Regions from separate parts of the Homo sapiens genome. Here regions 1 and 3 are each linked to region 2. Evidence: read pairs that join two places in POLR2A ChIA-PET (ENCODE). Cell type or tissue: OCI-LY7. All regions are shown on one strand. Each heading gives the region's core, and the rest is flanking DNA. Links, peaks and the distances in the headings are about the cores only. Region 1 overlaps ZEB2 (zinc finger E-box binding homeobox 2). Region 2 overlaps LINC01412 (long intergenic non-protein coding RNA 1412). Region 3 overlaps QTMAN (queuosine-tRNA mannosyltransferase).

The links. Peaks named below come from ENCODE experiments on the same cell type or tissue, not always from the same donor. Only the 100,000 strongest peaks of a DNase experiment are listed, where the experiment ranks them.
Region 1: POLR2A ChIA-PET joins it to region 2 with 5 read pairs; 2 of 35 experiments call an interaction of 5 or more read pairs at or near these places.
Region 3: POLR2A ChIA-PET joins it to region 2 with 5 read pairs; 2 of 35 experiments call an interaction of 5 or more read pairs at or near these places.

What each region holds. Positions count from the first base shown.
Region 1 is chr2:144,460,840-144,468,956 of GRCh38, forward strand. The region is part of intron 2 of ZEB2 (zinc finger E-box binding homeobox 2); the gene reads right to left. Among named protein-coding and RNA genes, the nearest start is that of ZEB2-AS1, 55 kb to the right of the region's middle. In OCI-LY7, for the core only: no CTCF peak of the experiment used is centred there; no DNase peak of the experiment used is centred there.
Region 2 is chr2:144,558,653-144,566,769 of GRCh38, forward strand. LINC01412 (long intergenic non-protein coding RNA 1412) reads left to right here. Exons shown (of 3, transcript NR_110570.1): 2 at 7,781-7,918. Among named protein-coding and RNA genes, the nearest start is that of LINC02993, 38 kb to the left of the region's middle. In OCI-LY7, for the core only: no CTCF peak of the experiment used is centred there; a DNase peak (open chromatin) is centred at 3,829; H3K4me3 peaks cover 798 bases; H3K27ac peaks cover 1,284 bases.
Region 3 is chr2:144,305,071-144,313,187 of GRCh38, forward strand. The region is part of intron 1 of QTMAN (queuosine-tRNA mannosyltransferase); the gene reads right to left. Among named protein-coding and RNA genes, the nearest start is that of QTMAN, 23 kb to the right of the region's middle. RefSeq lists an enhancer at 5,391-5,460. In OCI-LY7, for the core only: no CTCF peak of the experiment used is centred there; no DNase peak of the experiment used is centred there.

The sequences.
Region 1 (8,117 bases), core at 1,965-6,964, 97 kb before region 2:
CAATCTGTCTGCCAAAAATGTCCAACCATAATTCTAAAAAAAAGTCATCGGCATCAAGAACATGCTACTTTGTTTGATGTACTGTCTTATTGGAAACCTGATTTGCTTTCAACCTCTGAGACAACACATAACATAAGTTTGTGTGACTAATTTTTCTTGGAAATATGAGTAATTAGAATTAGGGGCCATTTTCATAGCGGGAGTGGACAGGTTTTCAAAAAATTCAAAGTAAGTGCTATAGTTATTTTCTTTTCTTTTTCTTTTTTTTTTTTATCACACTCCTAAAACCAAGTAGAAGGGGAATGCTGGGCTTTGTACTGGATAATGTGAGTCCCCATGTAAATTGTGAGCGATTGCAAAGTACGGAAAGGTTTATTACCTAAGGTGAGCCCTCCCAGAGCTCCCGGAGTATAAAAGCATTAAGCGCATGTTCTAACAAACTCATAAAAATCAATAAACAGGAACCCCCCACCTGTGCAATGGCCCCAGTGTTAAGTTTTATACGTGTAGTAATAGTGCATATCAATTTTCACCACCCTTCCTACGCTAGCTATTACAGGGCCTACCACCACCGGAGGGACAGCGAGAGCCGCACCATTCATCCATCCCACAGAGTTGTCTACATGCCAGGCCCATTGCATCATTGTCAGTTTTATTCTATCTGCAACTGGACAAGGCTGCAGCCCTAGCTTCTATACACCCACTCAGTACCGCAACAATTGCAACTGTGTGCCTCTGTTTAAAGAGTTTACAAGTCCTTCTGAAAGAAAAACAGAACCGTTGCATATTAATGCCCCCAGGCCCTGGACGATCACACAATGGAAAGAGGAAAGACATGTCACTTCCATCGATATGTGACCTTGTCCAACTGCTGCAGTCTGTGGCTTCTCCACCAAGGTTTAAAAAATAATAATGCATTCTTGATAAGCATCTGGATGACCAGGTTTCTACAGCAACTAGTTATAATCAGAGTGCTCCTTAACAGCCAAAAGATTCGGAGAGCGCAGATCACCGTTTTATTACACACGTGGTAACATATGCTAAAAATTAGGCCTGAAATATGCAGCATTTTCACCAGGTTACAGAAATAACTACTAACATCACACTTATTTCATAATTAAAGGAAATCCTCCACCCACCTCCCCATTTTTACCAATAAAAGCAGAAAATATCACTGAATATGTAACCTTTGTACCACAGCCACTCTTTGCCATCCTTTCCTCTGTACAGGGTAAGGAGGGGGGACAGGCTTATTAAAATCCCAGCACTTGTTAGTAAAGAGGTGCAATAACTTTGGGAGGAATACTTCACTTGAGGCATTCTGGGAAAAAAGAAGAATAAAAGAAAAAAAAGAAGCCTCGTTTTAATTATAATCCAAATATAACTGCTCTGGAGTAATGAGGAGCATTTGAGAAGACAGCCTTCATTCAGACACGGAACTTGGGTGATGTTTTTCTTCCTTTTAAATGGTTCTGTTGGTTATACAGTTTTAACATGCCTGAAAAACAAAAGAAGGCCCTTGGTGATGACTCCGCTTCTCCCCTCCCCAGCAAAAACAAAACAAAAACAAAACAAAAAACAAAAGAAAACAAAAAACCAGGAGTTTTATCCATCTGAGGTTGCCTTTGATAGCACTCACAGCACGGAAGTGCCACTCACGGGTACTTAGAGCTGCGTCATTTAGGAGCATAAAAATAGAATAAAGTTGTGCAGCAAATGAGAAATTATGATATAACTCAAGTGCTATGGCATGAAACCGGCAAAATGAGCCATCTAAACATTTTTCAGAACCAAAAAATTAAAGAAAATGGAAACTGCAACTCTAGCATGATTTCTGTGAAGGTGTGTTTGAAGTCTTACTAACTTCAATGCCCTCCATGAGAATAGTTGCTATGGATATTATGAGAAAATTAGACATTTCTAGCACTGCAAAGAAAGTGAAGCAGTGCAGTTGTGAACAGCTGGCATACAATAGATAATTTAAGGGAAAGTGGCCCTCATGTATAATTTTTAACTGAAGAACTGTCAGGCCCCATTAGTTCCAACAGGGCCTGCCAGGACCAAGATCAGTTTATAGGAGTATTGTATTAGCACAGTTTCTGAAAGAGCAGTGTGAAAACATAATATGGGGATTTGGTAAATTCAGCATTTTAAAAAATTGTACACATTATTTGTTATACTGACACCATTGCTCTCTGCTTATGGGTTCTGAATGCAAACCCCAATAGGGTAGCAACTGCCACGGTAAACAATTTGTGAAAAAGCCCTTCTGAGCAGTTGGACTATGGTCAGAAGTAACCCCCAAAGTTAAAAGGGCAAAGCAAATGGTGGCTATCGTACGCCGTGGTGCTGAATGCTTCTGACTCAAAGGCCTTGAAAGAAATAGGGCAAAGGACAGAAAAACTATATAATATAAACTCAGTCAACCGAAGTTCTTGTTAGAAGTATGGAAATTTTTGGACAGCCTGTGAAGGATGTAACGAGATCTAATTGGGAATATAACATGTATGTTTCAAAACTAATAGCCAAAGCAAATCATAAGAAAAAAAAAGAAAAGAGGTTACCTATTCTCCGTCACATTGGCTATTTAAGCAAATATTGAAGCTTTCTTGGCACCTGGTTATCTCATTTAAACACATGGTGAAATAAAATAATATACACGTGACATGCCATAGTTTCAAATAGCACCATCTTTATTGAAAACATGGGCTGGGTGCAGTGGCTCACACTTGTAATCCCAGCACTTTGGGAGGCTGAGGTGGGAGAATCACTTGAGCCCAGGAATTCAAGACCAGTTTGGGTGACATAGTGAGACCCCGTCTCTACAAAAAATAAAAAAAAAAATTATCTGGGCATGGTGGTGCATGCCTGTGGTCCAAGCTACTTGGGAGGCTAATGCAGGAGGATGGTTTGAGCCTGTGAGGTCAAGGCTGCAGTGAACCATGATTGTGCCACTGCACTCCAGCCTGGGTGCCAGAGTGAGACCCTGTCTCAAAAAACAAAAAACAAAAAACAAAAAACAAAAAAAGAAAGACAGAGAGAGAAAGAAAGAAAGAGCAAGCGAGAGAGAGAGAAAAGAAAGAAAGAAAAGAAAAAGTAAAAGAAAAATGGATTCATGGTACAGGAAAGAGTGGATACTGAGGCTCAGGGAAGGCTTCATGGGGAAAGAGGTCATGGAGGTAATATGGAGCTAATATGTATACAAAACACTTACTTAGTCTAGAACCTTGTAGCTCGATAAATGGCTGTGTTTAGCATCTGGTGGAACACATTGTCCTTAATTTTACTGTGTGATATTGTGCAGTTTAAAATCATGTTTGCCTTACCTCTCTATCCTTAGGGAGAGCTGCTTGATATTGTCTTGTTGGTATTCCTTGGCGTAAATGTTTTGAGGAAATTTCAGACACTTATATCCCAAATTAATGGGATTCTTGGCATCCTCTCTCCCTTTTAATGTTGCACTGATGTGGAATTAATCTCTCTATTTAGGTGGTTTGTCTTTGCTACAAATATTAAATAATCAAGTCAACATCTTTATATATTTAAATCTACCATTTGGTTATTTAGAAAGGCAACTATTCAATTCCATAATTACAGCCACTTAAATCAAAGTCTACTAATTAGATAACATAGCTGGGCTTTACAGGTATTATAGAATATTCTTTACCAGACACTATATTACAAGCAATCATTAGCTCAGCTATAAAAGGGTTTAAATACTAATGGTTTTTTTTAATTTGTTTTATAACCTAAACAAGCAATCAATGTACATTAATAAGCATAATTGTTTTTTTGGCATCTGTCCATTCATTTGGTCCACCTTGACAGCTCTAGCAAATGTGTCAGCAAAACTCAGTACACACAGTACACAAGTAGGAATCACCAGTGACATCTTCTCAAATACATATTATGCATTAAATTATTTTGATATTGAAAGATTAAAACCTCTGCAGTGTCCATGAAATCCCTTTTACATACATTCCAGACAAAGACTGTGACAGGTACTTCTACCTCAAACATGACATCGAAGTGGCCATAAAACAAGCCTTAATGAGGCGATAAATGTGTTTACCTTTGATTAGGTGAGCTTCTTGATAAGATAACATGGAGAAGCACTTTCCAAGAGTAAATATGTACAGAAATTGCTGGCCACTACTGTTCTGTTGAGATTCCACATGCAACAGAAACACCTCACTTGTCCAACTCACCTTTCCGCCAGCTAATTTGGCTTTGGCAATGGAAAGAGTAGCTCGTATAAGAAATCTTTACCCCGTTTGTAGACCCCAACAGTTCTCAGAAAACCCTTTCCTGGATTCTAAACTCTGTGCTATTATACAACTCAATCATAACTCTTTATATGTTGTAGTGTAACTGTTTTCTTATTTGTCTGTTCCTCAGTAAACTATGAGCACTGAGATTTTACTTCCCTCATGTTTGTCTCCTCCAAAGCTAGGATGGTGCCTGGTCCATGGTGGACAGTAACTGGTCTGTTTTGAATGCATGAATTTTCATCGTAGTTTTTGTGATTGTGTTTATGAAGACACTGGAGCAACAATGTTCTGCAATTCTAGAGATCTTGATGTGGTGGCAGCCTTGTATCCAGTCCTATGTATGTACATTTTGATATCTTACTGCCTTTTGCCAAATAGGGCAATAAACACCCCCCAAGAGCGCTATCCAATCATATACTCTGTATTTGTTTCAGGTGAGCTTCCTGCAGGGCAACTTTGGCATATTCTCAGCAAACACAGAGTTGTTGGATTTCACATAAGGAGACTGTTATCATTTGGTCCTTGACAACTTTCATAAACAGTCACTCTTAGCTTAACAAGCAAGTGTGTAACAGTTAAAATTGGAAGAAAAATAAGGCCAAAATGGCAGCTTACTACACAACTTGCATGCATTCTAAAATAAAGGAAATATGAATAAAAGGTAACTTATTCAGTGTCACTCGTACATATTTATAGTTTAAAAATTAGTCAAAGTTTATGTCCTGAGGTTGTACCTACAGGAAGCCAGATGTGCCTTCTGCACGTGACCTAAGACAGGCCTAGAGCAACTACTAGATAATTTCTCGCTCATCCTCTACACCGTCGATTGCGGCGGCTTTCTGAGGTGAGAGAAACTGACAGCACTAACTCTCCAGGGCAGAACTTTCCAGTCAAGTGGATCAACGGACTGAAAATCTCTTATGAATAGTCATTAGGCCTTCACTACAAACCCCTCAAAACCCAGTTCTCTTTTCGCAACCAAATGCCTTTTGTCATCTTCACAAGGTGCATCATTTAATTACCAATTGATTTCTTTATATATGACAACATGTCAGATAGCAAAATACAGTGTATCTCCCTTAGGGGGGAAAAGTCTGTTAACTATCACTATGCCAGATTATGGAATTATCTGAAAAATAGGCATCGTGCATACTGTTTCTTCATTTTCACTACTTTTTCTAACGTCAGAGTTTCTTTTTGTTGAGAAAAGCCAATAAAAGAAAAAGAAGAAAAAAGCTAATGAGAATCATGATGGAGTCCTCCCATACCCTGAAACACTTTTCAAATTAGTGAGAACACATTTTAAGCTTTCTTTATATGAAAAACGAATACTCAACAACATATAGGGAATATAGAGTGAATTCCAAAATGCAACTATATAGAGAACTACCATGGCCCATCTTTCTACATAAAAAAATGTCAAACAATTGTTCTCATTATACCAAGAATTTACTCAGCTTCTGACTTAGCTAATGCACTGAATCTTCCGCTGTGCAACTGCAGCCTGATAATCAAGTCAGTACTGTATTAATAAGCTGAATAATAAGGGAATTTCAAAAATGTACAGGACTATTATACCGTAACAATAAAACCTCAAACGGAGTAAACCAGGGCAGTGCTGAAGGTAGGCGTCAGAAAATAATGAAACCAGTGTTGCAGCAATGCACTCCATTGTGTGGTAGTGTAAATGCCTGCTTCTTTCATACACAGAAGCCACATTACATGAGTCCGAAATGTTCTCAGAGCGTCACTGTGACTGGTTGTGCTAGAACCTGGCACCGACAGGCACTGAAAGCTGACATTATGCTGTAGGATGTGCTGCAGGTGTGCAGGCCTGGGAACGTGCTCTAATTACATATTTTCCTGCCGCGCAACAATTAAGGTCGCCAAAATAATTGCCAGTTTCTTAATCCCTCCCTAACAAGACTGACATAAGGAATGGTTTATTTTTCTCTGGTTGTTTTGAAAGTGTTCCTCAAGATTTTGGTTTTCTATGGAACTGCATAAAACTAATTCTTATGTTCAGATGTGTGATTATACCCATTGTTAAATAAAAAAAAAAAGGCCTGTCTTTGAATTGTGGTAAAACTAAAATAATTTTTAAAATGTGAATTGTATAACCTGGTAGGTGGTTTAAACATTTTTCCTCTTAAAGAAGGTAAATTTTGCCTTTAAAACCCTACGTTTCTACTCTCTGAACTGCTCAAATCATGTGGAATGTTAAAATGGGCTGGGAAAAAAAGCAGACCACATGAAAACATAGACCAAATAGGTGTCTTCACTTATAGCAATGATTCTTCACCTTTTTGGAGGCGGATAGTGGGGAGACATAGAGCCTTTTAAGAATCTGCTTAAACGTATGGACCCACTGCCCAGGAAAAAAATGCATCAATATACTAAATGTTACATACAATTTCTGGTGGTTTGCAGAGTCTTTAAAAAATCCATTAATGAATTCCAGGGAAAGAATCCCAGTCAACTAATAAATATTGCAATTATTGACACACTCTCCTTCATTCATCCACTTCTGCATTCTCTGAGCCATCTGACCACCATATGAAGCATACAGTATCTACCACAGGCATCAGGAACCAAGTTTGTGGGATTTATATTCACAACTAAAACCCATTTCTTTCATTATTATTAGTTGTCAATTTCCCACTTTGGTTGTGCTAATTGGGCAGAGCTGAATCACTCAGAGAATTCTGAGCCAGCTTACTCAGTCTTGCCCCCTTTCCTACAAATCAGAAGATAGCAATGCGTGCTGATTGAGTACTTAGCAGACAAACTGAAGTTATGTCAAGCGCATTACGATTTAACACAGGCTGAATGGTAGGGGCAGCAGATGTAACTAATGGGGTTAGGGAGAGAAGAAACTGGAGCAGTGAGAGAGGGGATGGAAGGGAAACAAAAGTGATTGTATCGGTAATAGAGACTTCAAAGGGGAGTAGTTTGGAAGATCTGGGTTGGGGGGATCTGGCAAATGGAAAAAGAGGCACATCTGCCTATAGAGTAACTGATAGAGGAGACAGGAAGAGCCTGCCGGGAGAGAAAGCAGAGTGGGAAATCAAAGGCAAGAAAATGTATAGCTGCAGAAGAAGGGAAGCTCGATTCCATTTATAGAGGTAATGACACAAGGCCTCCTACAGTTGGAACTGTCCCAAATTGGCCTGTTTTGAGTGTCCCATCCATGACTTGTTGCTAAGTTGGACACAAAAAGCAAACTTTAATAATTTGATAAAACCATTTCATCTTGATGTTTGAAAAATCCTTTCATTACAAGAATAGTGGGTGATTTAAATATTACCTGTTCCTCTTTCCAGTTTTTCTTATGTGTCTGATGCTTAAGGACAATGTTTGGTCAAAAAACTGAGGTCTCATGATAGACAACTCAAATGTGAGTTTTATGGATACAAGTAAGGAACAGGCATGCCATTTCCTTTTTTTAGGAGATGCTTTGATTCTTGAAGGGGTGGACAGTCGAATTCCAACGATGGAGTTAGCACATGTGTGTGTGCATGTGTGTGTACATGCACACACATGTTTGCGTGTATTACAGTACAACAGGGGGTGAGGACAGAAGGGCAAAGACCAAATTCTTAAAGTGGCTTTGAGGCATGCAGGGGTCAGAAATGGGCTGTGCTGCTAAAACTCAGAGCATATTCTGGGATGCTGTTTCTACCACCAGTGGCTCATTCCTGTTCATTATTCACATGCTACATGCCACTCAGGTGTTTTTTTAAGGCCAGCTCAAGCATGTCCTTTCTGACCTGTTCAGGGAGGGAAACTCTTAGTTCCTCCTTGTACATATATCAAATCGAGGACTTACCTTGATCATCCCTCAAT
Region 2 (8,117 bases), core at 1,587-6,586:
ATCTTACTCTTATTTTTGCTGTCATAAAACACTATGAAGTGTTTGTTTTAGGTATTAGTTTCCTTCTTGATAGACGAAGCAACTGGAAGGCATGGACTATTGAAATGAAGAGCAAGGTCACGGTCTTTAGTTAATCTCTAAAGAAGGGCTGCTCTCCCAATTTCCAGAAAAACTTTCCTATGGCCTTTTATGAAAAAACGGCAGGATCAGCTGGGCGTGGTGGCTCATGCTTCTAATCCCAGCACTTTGGGAGGCCATGGTTGACGGATCACGAGGTCAGGAGATCGAGACCATCCTGGCTAACACGGTGAAAACTCATCTCTACTAAAAACACAAAAACAGCCGGACATGGTGGTGGCCACCTGTAGTCCCAGCTACTCAGGAAGCTGAGGCAGGAGAATTGCTTGAACCAGGGAGGTGGAGGTTGCAGTGAGCCAAGATTGCACCACTGCACTCCAGCCTGGGCGACAGAGCGAGACTCCGTCAAAAATAATAATAATAAAATTTAAAAAAAAAGCAGGATCTCCTTAATCCTTAATTACTTCTCCAGCTCTCTTCTACCTCCTCAAGTTGTCCCAATTAAGAACATCTTCAGGTAAAGGCTCCATTAGGAAAGGGCCACTTGTGTCTTGTCTACCTGTGTATCCCCAGCATGTAACCTTAATACTTACTAAAGTATTTATGGACTCAGTAAATGAGTGAATAAGTGAACGAGTGTAAAGTCTTGTAGCAGAGGTTTGTTTGTGGTCACTGGGGCTCTTTGCTGAGCTTGAGTGGTGGAGCCCCTATCTGACACACTGCACTGTCACCATCTTTGAGCACACTGTTGTTGAAGTGGCTCTCCTGGCCTCACCTTGCCTACTTTGCCCACTTCATCACTTTCCTCAGGTCAATTTGATATTTGGGTTTGGTGCAGGAGCTACTGGTTTTGATCTGTTCCTCCTTGGCATTAGGGGAGATTAGGAAGAGTGAATCCAAACAGGATTGGACAAAGTAAGTGGAAAGAGGCTCAATGACTCATAAACTGAGATGGGTTGGTGGTGTTCTAGTGAAGGTGTTAAGGAGGTTAGCTTAGTGTTGTGTTTGTGTGAGACTTCCACACCGTGTCTATGTTGTTTCAGCATCCTTCCCATTCAACACAGTTCTCTTCCTTCCCGTTCCTGGAGACAACTAGCATGCTGTTCTCCAAGAAGTGCCATTGCTGAATTCTGCCCCAGGGCAAGGCTGCTGCACTAATGAACGGTACAATAAACAGCCCTACACAATGTGTTGTTCTGTGTGCTGTGAGGATATTGTTGAGGCCTCTGTTCTCTGCTTTATACTGTGCCTTCTCAAGGAGGGCCACAGGGACAAATTTCTCTATGGTCTCATAACCAGGAATAATGATGTCTCTCCTGGACAAATGGCTTGTTCTTTGTTTTAGGGATGCTGCAGTTCATGTAATGGATCATGTTTCCCTCTTCATGTAGCCAGTCTGAAAGCTCAGATTCAAATTTATAGCCTACCTCTGGCAAGTGTATCAGGCTTCTTTGCAAGAATTTTGTCTCTTTTACATCACTGCATTTTCTCCTGGACTCATTTTATTTACCTACTTTAAGTTTATTTTATTTTATTGTATTGGATGCATTTAAAAAATAATACTACTTAAACCCTTTTGGGAAAAAAAAGAAGTTATAAAGAAATAAAGTTAAAGACCAGTGTGTTTATGTAACATATTTATTTTAGTTTTTAAAATAAATTCCCTGGGCCTTAATTTCACAACTTCCTCTTCTCTAATCTCAAAATCAGTCCATTGCTGTCTCACTGTCTAGTGTCATAATCCTTCCTGGATTAGCTCCCCTACCCTCCCCTTCCCTCCCCTCTCCTCGCCTCTCCTCCCTTCCCCTCTCCTTCCCTTCCTTTTCCTTTCCTTCCCTTCCCTTCCCTTCCCTTCCCATTTCATTGAAAGTAAGGTGTTAATAGCAGATCTTTGCTACTGACACTTTCTAACTATGTGAACTTTGCTAAATTATTTAATCTGTTTCATTTGTAGAAAGAGTAATAATCTTTATCTTATGTGAAGGTTGTGAGGATTACATGAAATACTGTATGTAAAGTGTCCAGTAAATTATTTGGATTTTTGTTGAAGACAGTCTTATAAGTAGAAATGCACTGTACTTGGAGTTTAAAGTCTCCACTTTTTCACTTGTTGGCTTATGCCCTTGGGCAAACCACTGGACCTCTTTGGACCACATTTTTGTCATATGTAATTTTATGGCATAGTCTAGAGAGTTTTTAGGGTTCCAGTTCCACTATTCTTGGATTCTAAGACTAGCCCCAATAACCTCTTGTGGGTGCGTCCCCACTCTGTATTCATTAGGAAAGGCACAAATATACCCACTTGGGCATAGAAAGGTGTGAGGAAAGGGAAAGGAAGGTCTGAGGCAGGAAAATGGAAAGGCCCATTGTGCTAGTCTTTATGTTCTTCACTGGTGTTGTGGCATTTGCAGTGGGTATTAGTGTCTTCTGGAATACCCTAAATTACTAATGATGATAGCCTTGACTTCAAGGAAATTTCAAAATTCATGCCTTTGTGGATGTTGCTATATGTAGTAAATGGTCTGTAAGCTCGTTGCCTGATGACCACACACCCCATAAAAGTGAGTTATGCACTGGTGCCCGTGAGGTAGCAGTGGAACAAAGGGAGCTGCTGCTGGCAGTCAATGACCATGTTGGTTAATGACCATATTTAGTTCAATCATAGCGTCAATCAAAACAAGTGACTGTGTCCAAGATATCATTTCTATTCAGAAGCTACTGGGCAATAGAATATCCCAAAAGTGAGAGGGAGCTCAGTTATCAAGAAGATAAGTAAAGAAGCGTTTTTAATGGATGAGGTGGAAAAATAATCTACATTGACATGAAGCTACACTTATGACAATTCATCAAGATGCAGCAAAGCTTCGTGGTTAAGAGCATGGCATTTTTTTTAGTGTGCAATTTTGGCCAAGTTATTTAATTTCCTCATATCTCAGAGAGATATAGATACTAAACTCACATGATTGTTCTAAGGAAATGATATAATTGCCTGAGAGATGTTGTCAGAGGTAACTGTTATTATTAAAACTATTAGTATTATTACAAAACTCAAATTCACACCAGCCCTCAAGGTTCTGCTACCCCTAATCTAATAAGCTATGTAGACTGTAAGAATAAATGTTAAAAACAAATGATTAAGTCACAGAATGATTGAAGTGAAGTGGGAATACAGAAAAAAAATTTGTAATAAATTTTTGAATCAGTGTACCATGTCTGTTAGCTTTTATTCTATCATTCTATCCCTGGGATCTTACATTAAAAAGGAAACTATCTGCTTTTGCTGTTGACTGATTTCATTCTGTGTATATGAAGCAGGATTATAAAGACATTAGTTTCCATAAGCTACTCTGGTCCCATTTTGTCTACTTCTTTTGAAGCTTCTGTGTCCTAACTTTGTGTGGGACAAATATAAATTTGATCAGCTTGTTAAAAAAAAAAAGCATTATGACCCTGAATCCTGAAAAGTCTTTATTGTATAATATAACTTTTTAAAAAACTGTAAAAAAATCTATCAAGTTAAAATATTAAAGACAAAAAATCAGCAACCCTAAAGAAAATGAGCGGTAAGGTTCTGTGGAACTTCTGTTACAAAAATGGAGAAACCACTGAAAACTAGTTTGGTTTGAGCTCAAGTATTTTTGTCTCAATGAGCTTCAACTTTTGCTTGGTCCTCTGAAGAGTCAGTGAAATTTTGAGTTTCTAAATGATAATAGTGTATGGTAGTTGCAGCCTTAGAGCAGAGCACCTGGGAGTGGTGGTTTTCTTGTGCTTCACTCTTCGAATCTTTCAGAAGAGAAGTGAAATTGTATAATCGGAGTCTCATTAATTTACTTAGTTTTGACCTGTATTTTTTTTTTTTTTTTTTTTTTTTGAGACGGAGTCTCGCTCTGTTACCAGGCTGGAGTGCAATGGCTCGATCTCTGTTCACTGCACCTCCTCCTCTGGGGTTCAAGCAATTCTCCTGCCTCAGCCTCCCGAGTAGCTGGGACTACAGGCAAGCGCCACCACACCCAGCTGATTTCTGTATTTTTAGTAGAGATAGGGTTTCACCATGTTGGCCAGGATGGTCTCAATCTCTTGACCTTGTGATCCGCCCGCCTCGGCCTGCCAAAGTACTGGGATTACAGGCGTGAGCCACCGCGCCCGGCCTGACCTATATTTTCATGTGCAATTTATCCTACGTCAAGTCAGATGTTAGTTCATTTGGAACTGAAAACTATAGAGACAATTTCCCAGGCAACATTTTTATAGGAAAGAAATTAGGAATGAGACATAGGATCTTGGCTGCCTAACACTTAAAAAACAGGATATGAGTTTTTTTAAAAGCAGTTTGACTACATTATTTAGTTTTTTTATTTAAAAAATTGTGGTTCAAAATACAAAATTTACCATCTTAACCATTTTTTGAGTGTATAGTTTGGTAGAGTTGAGTATGTGCATATTGCTGTGCAAAAGATCTTCAGAACCTTTACATTTTGCAAAGCTGAGACTCCAAAAATTAGACAATAACTCCCTATTTCTTCCTCCTTCCCAGCCTCTGCTTAATTCCATTTAAAGTGAAGGTATGCGTATGTTTTGTGATACAACATGATGAGGACAGAGGCCATTTAGGTTTGCAAACCGTTTAGATTGCAAACCATAGGGATAGTGTGTACTTGCTTGAAATGTATGGACAAGTGGCAGGAACGAGTGCCCATAGTCAGCATTTATATTAGTTGAACTATATGAGGCTTGTTACTGGCACACTTGAAGTACCTGAAAGACAGATATTACTGATAGTTTTGAGTAGTAAGGTTTATAATTAAAATCAAAACCAGAAATGGGATAAGGTGGAAAACCCTGATACTGAAGGAGGATAAACTTTCAAATACATAATTGAGAAAAGTCATAAAATTATTTTCCATTGGGATTTTTTTTTAAGGCAAATATTCGCCTTGATATTGTGGTACTACCAGAATGCTAAAGAATATGCTAAACAGGTCTCAAGCTAGTTCCTTTCCTAGACCTTTCAAAGCTGTGCTTAAGGAATCTGGCTTGCCATAGTACAAGGCAAAATCTAAAAGCAGGAGATGTTGAAACGTGGACTGATATTTTAGAGCCTTTATTTGCTTAAATGAAAGTACATTAAAAATGCTCAGGGTCCTGAACGGGAAATATAAACATCATGGAAAAGATTTATGTGCCAGAGAGAATATAGTAAGTTTCTGACATCCTGGTGCACTTCATTTCCACCCACTTAAAAATACAAGATGATGAGATGTCATCTTATTGGCTACCTACCATTATAATTTTAATAGCTATCCTGTACTAATATGTTGGGTGAAATATGGTATAATAATGATGATGATGTTCACATGGTGGTGGTGACGAGAATGGTGATCACCTGAACTCCTAACTGATCCATCCTTCTATCTGATCTCTTGCCTGGTATGTCGCAAAGTTTGTAAACTTGGTGCCCAATGATACTCCCTAAGCTTTCACAGGGTTTACTTTATTTATAGACCTTATAACCTAGAGTTGCTCGAGAGGTGGTATTATTAGTGTGTTTCAGATACAGTTTACATTAAACTTGTTTTTATGTGTCAATCTGGGAACTTAATGATTATTTATAAATTTGTTTCCTTAGTAAAGGAACAAATTTTGAACACAAATTTTGTATTTTGAACCCGAATCAAATAAATAAAATTTTAAAGAAATGACCCTTTTTAAGTAGGAAATTATTTTGATTTGTACTTGTAATTCTATATCAGCATGTAAGAAAATATTTTAATTTGTTTTTGGAATGAAAACTATAGCTTAATTTTAATAATGGAGAACAGTAGGGCAGCTAAAAAATTAACAATATTGCATATATTAATTTCTTGATATATATTGTTTGAATTAATTAAACACAAAGTCATTTATACTTAGTTATTGTGCTCTATAATGATGTTTCTTCTTTTCTTTTCTTTTTTTTTTTTTGACAGAGTTTCACTCTTGTTGCCCAGGCTAGAGTGCAATGACACAATCTTGGCTCACTACAACCTCCGCCTCCCGGGTTCAAGCAATTCTCCAGACTCAGCCTTCCAAGTAGCTGGGATTACAGGCATGTGCCACCATGCCTAGATAATTTTGGTATTTTTAGTAGAGACAGGGTTTCACCATGTTGGTCAGGCTGGTCTTGAACTGCTGATCTCAGCTGATCCACCCTTCTCAGCCTCCTAAAGTGTTGGGATTACAGACATGAGCCACCGCGCCTAGCCTGATGTTCTTTCTTATTTTGTTTTTAAAGTTAATTTTTATGACTCTGAACTCACATATTTTGTCTACTCTGGATTTATTCTGAGTGGTCGGGAGAGTTAACCTAAAATTAAAATTTTAAATTAAAAAAATTTAAAATATATTTCAAGTATTCTACAAATTAGTTGGCCCAAGCACAGATAATCGGGTATTACATGTTGATAGGTTACCGAAAAATGTGACAGAGAGGAATAAATAGTTGTTGTGAACTATTTAACTAGATCTGGGTTTCTCCTGAGGGTTGTTTATTTTGTTTGTTTTTAAGGTCTTTCCTATCATGGGGTATATAGAGATAACTCCATTATTAATTGTAACATACTGCCATATGAAGAAAAACCATATGTGACATTTCTCTCCATCTCTCGCCTCACTGATTGCCTGGATTGATCAGCTGATTTGGACTCTACGCCTGAGTTCTATTTCCTTTTCACATTCCCATCTGGTTTTCTCCCATGTGGTTGATGAGGACAGCCTTCCTGGCTGGAGGAAGATTGTTTTTAAGACAAGCGCTGCACTCCTCTATGAGGACCAGAGCTAATTCAGTGAGCACACTCTGACCAGAATTGTCATCTACCACTTGGGAACACCAAACAATGTAGAAAGGTCCCAGGGGACAGAAGAAGTGGCACCAGATTAGAGCCCTAGAGATGTGGTGAATGGGTTCAATGAAACCATAATAATTTCATCAATAATTACCAACAGTGAAACATTCTCTATGTGCCAGATGCTTTATGCAGCATCTTGTTTAACTGTCATGAAAACGTATAAGATAAAATCTTATGATTAATCCCATTTCAAAATGAAAAAACAGAGATTTGGAGATGAGAAATCATGTTCCTCAAGCTTATGCAGATGGTAAAATAAACTTGGAATTCACCCAAAGATTATCAGACCCCAACACAAATACGTCACTTATTCACAAATATGTCAGTTATTCTGCTAGTACTTGCCTCAGTTGTGGTGGGGATATGAGACATGGTTGTCATTCTTTGGGTGACCATTTCACCCAGTTTTGCCAATTAGTTAAATGTGAATTATTTAAAATAACTCTCCTTTGTTCTATTTCTTTCTTTTTTTTTTTTCACCTTTGGTTACTTTCTTCCACTTATCATATCAATCTCACATTAGAAGCAAAGGCCATGATTCCTGCCCATTCTCTGCCCTCACCACAAAACCTGGATTAATTAGGACATAACAGCCAGAAATATGATGACCAGTCAGTTACACTTTCTATGCTCTCTAGCCCAGCCATCAGGATGAATTTAGATTAGACATACTCAAGAATATCCATGAGTGATAACTATAAGCTTTGTCACAGATAACTGTATTGGCTGTGCTTAAATGTACAACTCTGTTTTTCTATTATTATGTGATATTTCATGTTGACTTGTCAAACTGAAAAATACCCATATTGATTTTGCAGAAAGCTTCACATGTGAGATAAATGCACTCAAAGATTCCTCACAAGTAGCTCTTTGGAGCTTCAGATGTGAAATGGATCATTCCTCAATCTGTAATAGACCCTTCTGTGAAGCTCTTCAATCAAACCAGAGAATTCAAGGTGAAATTGAGGGGAGGATTGGAAACCCCTACAGGGGGATTTGAGTGAACTAGCTGAGAAAGGAACCTGAGGTATTTGCCACGTGCTGCCTCTTTTTTCAGTTCTTTTCTTTAGCATGGGAAGGCTGTCAATCAATGTGTGACCTTACACGCTGTAGGTGCATAATACCTGGGTACAACAAGACAAGCTGTAAGGGGAG
Region 3 (8,117 bases), core at 1,108-6,107, 250 kb before region 2:
ATAGTGTCTTTTAAAGTATAAAGTTTTTAATTTTGATGAAGTCCAACATATTTATTTTTTCTACTGTCACTTGTGCTTTTGGTGTCTTGTAAAAAGGCTTTGACTAACCCAAGAACAAGTAGACTTACTCTTATGTTTTCTTTTAAGAGTTTATAGTTTTAGTTCTTTCATTTGGGTCCATAATCCATTTGGCATTAATATTTTAATATATAGTACATGAAAGGGGTCCAACTTTATTCTTTTGCTAGTGGATACACAGTTATCCCAGCACCATCTGTTGAAAAGACTATTCTTTCTTTATTAAATTGTCATGACACCCTTTAAAAATCAATTGAACATAAAAGTCAGGGTTTAATTCTGGGCTTTCAATTATATTCCAGTGACCTATATGTCTATCATTATACCAGTATCGCCCTGTTTTGGGTACTGTAGCTTTGTATTAAGTTTTGAAATCAAGAACTGTGACTCCTTCACTTTTGTTGTTCTTTTTCAAAGCTGTTTTAAAAATTCTGACTACCCTGAATTTCCATGTAACTTTTAGGATCAGCTTTGCCTTTTCTGAAGAAGAAAAATGGCAGCTGAGATTGCCTTGAATCTGTAGATCATTTGGGATAATACTGACATCTTAACAATATTAAGTCATCTAGATCCATGAACATGGGATGTCTAATTCTTTAATTTCTTTCAATAATTTTTGGTAGGTTTCAGAGTACCATTTTTTTACCGCTTATTTTCTTAATTTCTAGATGCAATTATAAATGGAATTCTTAATTTCATTTTTGTTCACTGCTAATGTATAGAAATACAATTGATTTCTGTATATTGCTATTATACCTTGCAAGCTTGTTGATCTCATTTATGAATTCTAATACATTTTGGTGATTCCTTAGGATTTTCTATATAGAAGATCATGTCATCTACAAATAGAGATAGTTTTACTTCTTTCCCATCTGGATGCCTTTATTTCTTTTTCTCGACAAATTGTCTTGGCTAGAATGTCCAATACAAAACTGAATAGTGAAAGCAACATTCTTGCTCTGTTCCTCTTTCACCATTAAGATGTTGGCTGTGGTTTTTACATAGATGCCCTTTCCCATGTTGAGGAAATTTCCTTTTTATTCTTAGAGTATTTTATCACTAAAAAAAGTGTCAGATTTTGTCAAATGCTTTTTCTGCATCTACTGAAACAATCATGACCTTTATACCAAAATCTGACAAAGACATTACAACCCTACTCCCGGGTTAGTCAGCTCAGGTTTCTATAACAAAATACGATATAGACTGGGTGGCTCAAATAACAGGAATTTATTTCTCACAGTTCTGGAGGCTGGGATGATCGAAATGCCAGCCTATTCAGTTAGCTGGTGAGGGCCTTCTTCCTCACTTGTAGATGGCTGCCTTCTCACTGTACTCCCATCAAAGAGAAAGAGTGAACTCTAGTTTTTCCTTCTTCTTCTAAGAGGGCCCCACCCTCATGACCTCACCTAAACTTAATTACTTCTCAAAGGCCTCAGTTCTGAATACCATTGTGAGTTAGCACGTCAACCTAAAAATTTTGAGGGAACACACACAGTCCATAAGAGCCCCCCAGAAAAAAAAAGCTAATAGGTCTCATAAACACACATCCACAAATCAACAACGCAATTAAGCAAATCAAATTTTGCATAGTAAAAGAATATATCCTCCATAGATAACATAAAACTCCATGAAAAAATGGAGTTTATCATAAAAATGCAAAGACAGGTTTAAGATTCAAAATCTAATCAATTCAATTCACCATATTAACAAGTGTTAAAAGAAAATACAAATGGCTGGGCGCGGTGGCTCAGGCCTGTAATCCCAGCACTTTGGGAGGCTGAGGCGGGTGGATCACCAGGTCAGGAGTTCGAGACCAGCCTGACCAACATGGTGAAACCCCCGTCTCTACTAAAAACACAAAAATTAGCTGGGCGTGGTGGTGCACGCCTGTAGTCCCAGCTACTGGGGAGGCTGAGGCAGGGGAATCACTTGAACCCGGAAGGCAGAGATTGCAGTGAGCCGAGATCGTGCCACTGCACTCCAGCCTGGTGACAGAGCGAGACTCCGTCTTAAAAAAAAAAAAAAAAAAAAAAAACAATTAAAAAAAAAAAAAAGAAAATACAAATGATTCACCCTATAGATGGCAAAAAAAAATATGAAAACATTCAACATTCACATGCAATATAATAAAAGCTTTCAGTATACTTAAAATAAAAGGGAACTTGCTCTACCTGATATGGTACATCTGCAAAAAACTTAGAGCTAATATCACACGTAACAGTGAAAGTCTGAATGCTTCCTCCCTGGGATTAGAAACAAGGCAAGGATGTTCACTCTCACCGCTTCTATTTAACACTGCACTAGTCTGTGCAATGTAAACAGTGTCCTACTCTGTGCTTTAACACTGTCCTCATCTGTGCTGTAGAAAAAGAGAAGTAACAGACACTAATATTGGATAGGAGTAACTGTCTTTATTTGTGATTAACAAGATCATATATAGAGAGCATCCTGAGGAATTCACACAAAAAAAGTCAAAAGCATTAATGATTACATTATCAAGGTTCAATATGTAAAAATCAATTCTAGTTCTGTATAGAAACAATGACAAACTGTAAATTTTTTAAATAGCATTTTCAATGGCATTCAGAAATATAATTCACGTCCTATTCACCTAGGACAAATTTAATAAAAGACACAAGAGATTAGCACACTGAAAACTACAAAACATTACTCAGAGAAATGAAAGAATAACTAAATTGAGGTATACTATATTCATGGTTTAGAATAATTCAATCATTTAGATGTTAATGCTCCCCAACCAATCCACTGAATTCACACAATGGAAATTAAAATTCCCAGAAGTATTTTGTAGAAATGTACAAGCCGATTCTCTAATTGATATGGAAATAGAAAAGACTTAGAATAGTGAAAACAATTTCAAAAAAGAACAAAAAGAACTTAAACCATGTGATTTCAAGACTTACTACTGAACAAACAGTGTTATGTTGGCATGATAGACATATAGATCAATATAACAGCACCCAGGAAAAAACCCACACATATATGATTGGTTGTTTTTTTTTTTTTTTTTTTTTTGAGACAGAGTCTCGCACTGTCACCTGGGCTGGAGTGCAGTGGCACAATCTCAGCTCACCACAGCCTCTGCCTCCCAGGTTCAAGCGATTCTCCTGCCTCAGCCTCCCGAGTAGCTGGGATTACAGGTGCCCGCCACCACAGCAGGCTAATTTTTTGTATTTTTAGTACAGACGGGGTTTCACTATGTTAGCCAGGTTGGTCTTAACTCCTGACCTTGTGATCCACCCACCTCAGCCTCCCAAAGTGCTGGGATTACAGGCGTGAGCCACCATGCCTGGCCATGATTAGTTGATTTTTAACAAAATTTCAAGGTAATTCAAAGGAAAAGAACAGGTGGATATAGAAGAGAACAAACCTTGATCCTTACCGCACACTATATATAAAAATTAACTCAAAACAAATCAGAGACCTAATGTAAAAGCCAAAACTGTAAAACTCTTGGGAGAAAACACAGAAAATCTTTTACAACCTGGTATTAATCAAAGATTTCTTAGACATTTGCCGGACGCGGTGGCTCACGCCTGTAATCCCAGTCCTGACTGGGCAACAGAGCGAGACTTCATTTCAAAAAAACAACAACAACAATTTCTTAGATATTACCAAAAAAAAAGAAAGAAAGAAAGCACAGACCACCAAAGAAAATGTTGATAAACTACACTTACTCTACAGACCAAGAGAAAACATCTAACAAGAACTTGTATCTAGATATACAAAGATATAAAGAACTATTGTAACTGAATGACAAGAAACAATCCAACGTTTTTTAATGGACAAAAGATTTCATCAGCTATTTCACAAAAGAAGTTATATAAATGGCCAATGAATAAATGAAAATATCAACATCACTGGTAATCAGAAAAATGCAAATTAAAACCACAAAGAGATACCAGTATACACCCAATAGAGTGTCTGAATTTAAAAGAATTATACCAAGTGCTGGCCAGAATGTGGAGCAACTAGAATTTTTTCATATATTGCTAGTGAGTATGATACAATCACTGAAGAAAATAGTTCTTCAAAGCAATTTCTTACAAAGTTAAGCATAAACTTACCATATAAAACAGTAATTTTACTATTGAGTAATCAACCCAGAAAAATTAAAGCCTATTTCCACAAAGGCTCGCACCTTGAATGCTCATGGTAGTGTCATTCACTATAGGCAAAAAAACCTGTAAACGCCCCAAATGTTCATGAACAGATACATGGATAAGCAAATTGTGAGCACATTTATACAATAGAACACTATTCTTTACTGAAAGGAACAAACTAATGACACATACAATAACATAATAAGCCTCAAAAACATCATGCTCTAAAGAGTATATAATGTATAATTCTATTTATTTGAAACTCTGGAGCAGGCAAAACGAATTCACAGTGACAAAAATCAGATCATTAGTTGCCTGGAGATGAGAATGAGGGAGGAGTGACTACAAACAGACACAAGGAAACTTTTGAAGTGATGGAGATGTTCTGTACCTTGATTGTAGTAGTAGTTACATCAATGTGTAAATCTGTCAAAACATTAACTTGTACATTTAAAATAAGCACATTTTACTATATGCAAATTATACCAATAAATATGATTTAATTAAAAAGAAGTAACATTCAGCCATTTGGAAATAGCATCATTCCCCAAAGATACAATAAAAGACAAATCAACCTAACTACAGGTTTAACCCCTAGGTAATAAATCTTTCATTGTCTTTTATCATTCAATCAATTATGCATTAAGTGCCAACTGTGTGCCAGAAACGACTCCAAGTCTGATGGCACAGGAGTAAACAAAACATAAAATACTTTGCACTCATCAAGCTTTCATTCTGAAAGAAAAAGGTCATAAAAAGTAAAGCAAAATATACGTAAGTTCATCTGGCAAAGAGCAAATGAGAAACATAAAGTAGTTGCAGGGAGAGGGACATTTTAAATAAGATGGCCAAAGAAGGTCTCACTAGAGATGCAACATCTCAAGACCCAAGAAAGATTAGGGAATAAGTTAAGCAGTCACCTGGGGGATGAACATTACAGGCAGAGGGAACAGCAAGCGCAAAAGCCCCAAGGCCAGCTATTCCAGAAACAATATGGTGTCAAACAGGAATGGGGGGTAGTAAATGGAGTCAAAAACTGAGGTATGAATGAAGGTTAGGTAGAGAGTCCAAAAAAGAGGTTGCAAAGGGGGCAATATCATATACAGCCTTATAAGCTACTACAAAGACTTTACCTTTTACATTAAGTGAGAAAGAAAACAAATGAAGCTTTGAAGAACGACAGGATTTAACTTGTTTTAACCTAAATATTCTGGATACTGCATTGAGACCAGACTGATGTGCTGGGTTTCAGGTTGTGAGAAAAAGCTGAGAGACCAGTCAAGAGGCTACTAAAATAATCCAAGTAAGAAATGACAGTGGCTTTGGCCAGGTAGTAGTAGAGGGAGTGAAAGGTGATAAGATTCAAATTCTAAATATATTTTCATGGTAGAGTTAACATGAACTACTGAGACAAACTGTGAATGTGAAAGAAAAAGAAGAGTCAGGGATGACTCCAACGTTTTTGGTTTGAGTAACACCAATGGACTTAGATGGCGAAGATTAAAGATGAAACAAGTTTGGGTAAAAAGATCAGCTCAGTTTTAAGTATTTGAAGATTTATATTCCTTTAAATATCCATATGGAGATGTCATAAGACAGCTGGATATGTGTCTAGAGTTCAAAGAAATAAAGATTTTTTTTTTGGCAAGTAAATCACTGGATATGATGGTATGTGTGTACGTGAAATTTTTAGGAAATAATCCATATTTGATTTTAATATATCAGGGCTTCAGCACTGAGACTAATGGATTGTTTGTGTGTTTTCTGATTTACATAAATCCATACAAGTCTGCTAGGCACTTCACACCTTTATTTTCACTTTCACATCTGAAGTATAGCAATATGGATAGATAAGGTGTGTATTTAAGATAATAACATGAACAGACACATTCCTGGAGCCATAGCTATTTAAAAGTGACACTAGCATCAAGATACTCATTCTTATTCTAGAGAGAGCTTTAAAAAACAATCACTTGTTATGAAACTAATTGCTCTGCCAAGTGCTTCTTAGGATATGTAAAAATCATCATCTTCTCTACATTTTACTGTTTTAAATCAGGGAAAGTAATAGGCTTTGTGATTAGACTTAGAAGTTTGGTTTTGATGCTTATAACCATCCAGGTACTAAAGTGAGTAACGTTTCCAACTTGATAATGCACGCTATAGCTCATAAAGGAAGACACATTGCGCATCACTAGAGAACTGCAAAGATGACATAAAAATACCAAGATTCAACTGGAATTATAACATGGGCAAGCAAGCTTAATTGATGGTTGAAAGCATTATTTAAAAAGTAAAATTATCATTTTCCAGTGTGAATGAGAATTACTTCTCAGTCACCCATTTCCATGGCTTTGTTTATTCCCTCATGCCAGAATGCCTCTCTTCCTACTTGATATCCTTTTGTTCTTTCAAGATCCAGCCCAAAGTTGGCCTCCTCCACAGACTCCTCTGAACCCCAGTGGTATTCACTGTTCTTTCCAAATTCCCATAGTACTGCCACTTACACATTTAAAGTACCTATGTCATTCTGCCATGAATTAACTTCAGCTATTTACACTAAAGCAGAAGCTCCCTGAGGACAGAAAACACCACAGCCATCTTTGCCTTTCATGAAATGCCTAGAACAGTACCTTACATATTCTGTTTAAGCACTTACTAAAGGTTTATTCAACTGAACAAAAATCCTATTGAACTAAAAAACTGGTCAAGTGAACTGAACTCAATGGAATATATGCTTTCAAACATATTTCTCTGGATCTCACTTCCCCATCTCTCAAAACCCCAGATAAATTCCATTATTTCTCAGTCACTCTCAAGTGACTTCACAGCAGAGGGGTCATCAGTTACAGCAAGCAAAAAGGTGACCCTTCCATCTTTCATAGTCCCCTATTGTGGGAGTTACATTCTTTTTTTTTTTTTTTTTTTGAATAAAGACAAGAGTCTCACTATGTTGCCCAGGCTGGCCATAGACTCCTGGGCTCAAGTGATCCTCCTGCCTCAGCCTCCCAAAGTGCTGGAATTACAGGCATGCAGGCATGAGCCACTACACCCAGCTGGGAAATACACTCTTAGGCTAACCTCCCATTATCCCGCCCACAGTCCCTTCACATGGCAAGCAGCCCTCCTTGGCAGGATCCATCCAGATAACTCAAGTCTGGTTACCTCCCACCATGACCACTTGCACGACAAAAAAAGTCATGCCTTCTTAACCATACAAGATGGACACATGCAGACTCCTCTACCTACTGCTCTCTCACTCAACATGCCATCTCGACTGACGCCAGTCATTCTCCTCCCCTCCAGGAACAAGTCTATGTTCAAGTGTGCTCCCAACTCTCAGAAATGTTACGTGATATGGTTAGGCTTTGTGTCCCCACCCAAATCTCATTGTAATTGTAATCCCCAGGTGTCAAGGGAGGAACCCAGTGGGAGGTAACTGGATCACTGGGGTGGCTTCCCCCATGCTATTCTCATGATAGTGAGTGAGTTCTCCTGAGATCTGATGGTTTACAAGTGTTTGGCAAGTTCCTCCTTCACTCACCCTTCTCTCTCGCCAGCCACCATGTAAGATGTGCCTACTTCCCCTTCCACCATAACTGTAAGTTTCCTGAGGCCTCCCCAGCCATGCAGAACTGTGAGTCAATTAAACCTCTTTTCTTTATAAATTACCCAGTCTCAGGTATTTCTTTATAGCAGTGTGAAAATGGGACTATGATCACGTTTTCTCAAAAACTCTCTGGAAGGTGCCACTGCAGCACAAGGAAACAAGATTCTGCAGCTCATTAAACATCCAGACAAACTACATATCAATTTACACTTCTGGCAGACAAATCCAAATCCTGGGCTGGAAAAAAAAGGTCCATTTGGGGAGAAACAGGGAAATGTCACAAAACTAACTCCCCACTAGATTAA